Linked DNA regions of Homo sapiens: region 1 is linked to region 2. Evidence: read pairs that join two places in POLR2A ChIA-PET (ENCODE). Cell type or tissue: PC-9. All regions are shown on one strand.

Region 1 (2,500 bases), 440 kb after region 2:
CGTGTTCACACATGCCTGTAATCTCAGCTACTTGAGAGGCTGAGGCAGGAGAATTGCTTGAACTTGGGAGGCAGAGGTTGCAGTGAGCCGAGATCGCACCACTGCACACCAACCTGGGCCACAGAGCAAAACTCCGTCTCAAAAAAAACAGGGGGATTTCACCTGCTCTTAGCATTTCTATCAGAAAATTTTACTTTAACAGCTATATTTTTATTCAAAGAAAAGTCTAATAAGTTTACCTAGAAGATAATGAAATAAAATAAAAGAAAGAGAACTCAATAAGTTTATAACAAGCTTATTTAGTGATTTTCCTAATGAAGTCTCCCAGAACATGCTGCTACTTTTTCTAGTTCATCAAAAACATTTAGAATTCAATGATACATTAAAGATACAGTAAATGCTAAGTCCTCATAATAAAATAGGAAAGCAGCCTGGAAACATGTAAGAAAATTTAAAAGTCTGAAATGTTTGCATTCTCATCAAATTACTGTGCAAACTATCTTGCATAGAATCTTTGCCACCAATGTCTTTCATGCACACAAATGTTTGGCAATATTTAGTCTCTGCAGAGCCAATCCCACGACATAGGGAATAGGAGCTTTCATTTCACAATTCCATCCCTGCCCTCCCCTAAAGCAGCCCTCTGAGCCCTCACTAGTAGTGGAGGAATTATCCAACCACTGGGCTCTGTTCAAAAGGTGGATCCAAGGCTCACAGGTATGCACCACCCCCAAACTCGGGCCACCCCACATGCATTAAGCAAGGATCAGGGGTAAGACACACACAACACAGCTTACTGCCATAAAGAAGTGCACATATTTCTTTTTTTTTTTTTTTTTTTTTTTTTTTTTTTTTTTTTTTTGAGATGGAGTCTTGCTGTGTCACCCAGGCTGGAGTGCAGTGGTGTGATCTCGGCTCACTGCAGCCTCCACCTCTGGGTTCAAGCAATTCTCCTGCTTCAGCCTCCCAAGTAGATGGGATTACAGGCACACGCCACCATGCCCAGCTAATTTATTTTTTATTTGGCCAGGCTGGTTTTAAACTCCTGACCTCAAGTGATTCACCCGCCTCAGCCTCCCAAAGTGCTAGGATTATAAGTATGAGCCACCATTCCTGGCCTTAAGGATGACTCATAATGTGCGTGATCTCTAAATATTTGTTCAGCCTAGAGCTCTTCTCATTCTTTTTAGGGGCCACATTTTGAGTTATCAGGTTGCAAAGTCTCACAAACCAGGACCCTAGAACTACACACAGAGCCTCATGCAGGGTCCCCTCTCTGCTGCTCTCCCAAACAGGGATAACACGCATACACTGAATGGTCAATACAACTGCTGGTTAACTGAGTTGAAGCTAAAGTTACTGCATTAAGTTTCTAAGGCTGCCATACAAAGTAGCACAAAATGGGTGGCTTAGAACAACTGAAATTTCTCTCTCACCATGCTGGAGGCTACAAGACCAAAATCAAGGTGTCAGCAAGACTGCCCTCCCTCTGAAATATGTAGAGGAAGGATCCTTCCTTGCCTCTTCCAGCTTCTGGGAGTCCAGTCCTGGGCATTGGGTTCAGCCACTGCATCAGACACAGCAGGGCCACACCTGTCTTCCAGAAGACAGATTGTTGAAATTCAGGTACTTTTAAAATCAAACAGCAATTCCATCAGGGTGTTGCTCTGATAAGTAAATTCTATGGTGGTGTTGCCTTTTGAATATTTCTTCAAAAAGCATTGATGGGGTGTCTAAGACAAGCTTCCACAAGGAAACAGTGCAGCATACTTTGCACAGGAATTCTACTCTATGGGGCATCTCAATACTCTGTCCAGACATGAACAGGAAGACAGGGCCCCACCCTCAGGAAGCTCATGATCCTAATAAGGAGACAGACATGATAATGGATGGCTCCAAGGTGATAAGTGGCATTAGCAAGGCAACGCAAAGTTTAGCTGGAACTCAGAGGAAGGAGTAGTTAGCATGTCTGTGACAGTAGTATAGCGGGTAAGAGCGTGAATTCTGCAGCCAGAGTACCTGGGTTTAAATCTGGATTTACCACATACTAAGTGTGTGATCTTGGACACATCACTTAACTTCTGTGCGCTTCAGTTTCCTCATTTGTAAAAGAAGCATGCTAATTGTACCTCCTTCATACATTCATAAATTGTTGTGACAATCAAGAACTCAATGTGTAATATGCTTTAGACCTGTGCCAAGCATCAGTAAGTGTTGTCTGTGTGTGTTAAATCAATACCCTGCATTAAGCAGGGGAGCAAAGCCCCTCATTACTAGGCCATTCCTCCTTCTCACCATTCTGCCCCCTATATTTGGTATCACTCCTATACACAGTATGCACAGTATATGGTGCAACTTGAAAGTAATGGAGAACTCACTTCTATTTCCCACCTCTCACAATTAAGATGTGCATAATCACTTTAAACCCGTATTATTCTCCAGTTAATATTCATTTATTAACTCCACATGTATTTTCTGAGCTTCTAGGATGGGAAAACCA
Region 2 (2,500 bases):
TTGATCCATCTTCAAATGTTTAAAAAGCAACTACTTTAAACCAAAGAGCATCGCCAGGGCAGATATCTGACCAAAAACAAAACAAAACAAAACAAAAACCAAACCAAAATAAAACAAAACCCTATTTTTTAATTCAGAAAAAATTAGGGCTTCCAGAGCACTTTGCAATAAAAGCAATGTTAAGGCCTCAGTCAGCATTATCTGGTGCCATTCATTAATCCACTTAATAATTATTTTACTGAGTGCCAGGAAAGCTCCCTCTTCTCGGGAAGTTTACATACTTAAAAAGGGAGAATTAGCGAGACTCCGTCTCACAAAACAAAACAAAAAAAAGGGAGAAATGCTTTTAGACTGAGTATGTTGGTGGGTCTGCAGATATTTTTCATCCTTCATCACTTGCCTCCAGCACCACTTTGGTAATGTAAATAAAAGTGAGATGAGGCTGTCATGATTTCTGATAGCTTGGTTTATAACACATTTAGGTGTCAGAGACATAATGAACTGAGCTACTGAAAATCCTAAGTACCTCATCTATGGTGTCTTTTGGAATTGGAGACATTTATGGTTTTTTTAACGTAACCTTGGTGGGTCATCTCAAACATCTATTAGGTGTAAGGTATTATGCAGAAATACCTGTAACTCAAAAAACAAGATTTTACTCTCCATTTCTTCAGTGACTGTTTGGCTGAGTCATTCTGAAATGCAAATTGTTACAATGTAAACATCTAACCAAGAATTTTCAAACCACTGCCCATCGCTGCTTTGATTTCTTGAACTCTTAATGATTTGATGTGGTTTCACAATCTTGGCTTGTGTTCATCTCCCTTTCAATCACCAGTATGTTATTTTTTGGTCACCAATGATTTAAAACGCAAATGTACCTTCCACTGCCCCTCTCCCACACCCCAAATCCTTACCCTATGGAAGTCCATGGTTGTGGGTGTGGCCTCTGCATACCTCTCGTATTTCATGTCTCACCATGTGATTCCCACTTGACCCTCCAGAGTCTTGAACACACATGTCGCTTATCACCTCTGTGCTTTTGCTCATTAGGTCCAAGGCCTTGGATGCTGCTCCAGCAAGTGTTTTCACCTGACTGCATCCTGCTTCTCCTTTAGAACTCATCTCAGAAATCTCCTACTTTAGGAAGCCAGTGGGTTAGAAGCATTTTCTCAGTGGCCCCATGATGTATGCTCTATGACTTATCCTTGCTATATAATTCTATATAATTCTGCTTGTGTTTGACTCTTCTCCCAGATTTACCAAATCCTTAACAAAAGATGAATAGGGCAATGTTTCTCTAATCCACATCACCTGCATAAGAAATCATCCCAGGAGCTTGTTAAAAATGCCTTCCCAAGCCCTACCTAGAACCTACCAAACCAGAATCTCTATGTAAAACACGGAAATTGACAACCACTGGCCTCTGGGAGGAGGAATTAGGCATTACATAGAGGTCACCTGGGTTTCAAGTGTGTTGCTTCTATTTCATACCCAAGTCAACTAGGTGACAGAGATCAGCCCCCTTGCTAGCTTTCACAAGAAAGCCAGTTAAATTGTGCTCTTGGTGATTTCTGCATACTTTACTGAAAAAGGAGCATTATCTGTTATGGACCAACTTTCTCTTGCTCCCCTTATCCTTCTCTCTTTCTGCATTTCCTCTTCTAGCTTCTAAAGTATCTGCCTCGACTATGTATCTTCTTGGATGATCTCGATTTAACAATTTTCTTTCTACAAAATATACCATCTGCAGAAACCAAAACAGTACATCATGATTTTGTGAATGTGTATCTTCATAGTGAAAACCGTATTTGAATACTTGCCACCATGATTTGCTTAAGGAAGAAATCCACTGGAAAAGTTTACACAGCAAAGGTGTGTGTCTGCGTGTGTGTGTGTGTGTGTGTGCATGCCTGTGCATGTGCTCATTTTAAAAATCAGATATGACTTGTCCTTTAACTTTAGTTGGCAGAGACAGAAAAGTGCAAATTCAGTAAATAATTGACTTACACAATATGTGACAATAAATACTCTAATTTTCTGTGACATCTAAAAGTTATAATTCTTTACTCAGTAGAAGACAGCTATCAGGTGCTAAAATAAAAAAAAGATACCTAACCCAATAAAGGCAAAATCTTAGTTATATTAACCAGCAAGGTACATATTACATTATTATTACTAGACCATGCCTCCAAGTGTGTCAAATTATAAAAATGTGTTCAGCATACATAAAATATACATTAAAGATTTCTCTCATCATAGGCACAATCTAATACAAAAATATATTTGACATTTATAAGTTAGAAGATCCATTGAGAGCCTCCAAAATAGGACAGGGGAAGGAATGAGTGATGACAACATAAAAAAAGAAGCACACATAGATGCAAATAGTTCCACTTATATGATTATTTTCTTCATCAGCAAAGGGTTAAGAGCAGTTTACACCAAACCAAGTTACCAAGCAGATCACAATCAGTTCACAGGTTGGATAAGTCACGGC

The links. ChIA-PET counts read pairs that join two places held together with the same protein. Peaks named below come from ENCODE experiments on the same cell type or tissue, not always from the same donor. Only the 100,000 strongest peaks of a DNase experiment are listed, where the experiment ranks them.
Region 1: POLR2A ChIA-PET joins it to region 2 with 10 read pairs; 2 of 35 experiments call an interaction of 5 or more read pairs at or near these places.

Annotation. Positions count from the first base shown.
Region 1 is chr18:23,694,159-23,696,658 of GRCh38, reverse strand. All of the region lies in intron 1 of LAMA3 (laminin subunit alpha 3), which reads right to left. Among named protein-coding and RNA genes, the nearest start is that of LAMA3, 6.0 kb to the right of the region's middle. In PC-9, no CTCF peak of the experiment used is centred here; DNase peaks (open chromatin) are centred at 548 and 1,118; H3K27ac peaks cover 1,412 bases.
Region 2 is chr18:24,135,489-24,137,988 of GRCh38, reverse strand. TTC39C (tetratricopeptide repeat domain 39C) reads right to left here. Exons shown (of 14, transcript NM_001135993.2): 14 at 2,389-2,500. Among named protein-coding and RNA genes, the nearest start is that of CABYR, 2.3 kb to the left of the region's middle. In PC-9, no CTCF peak of the experiment used is centred here; DNase peaks (open chromatin) are centred at 718 and 1,388; H3K4me3 peaks cover 350 bases; H3K27ac peaks cover 2,026 bases.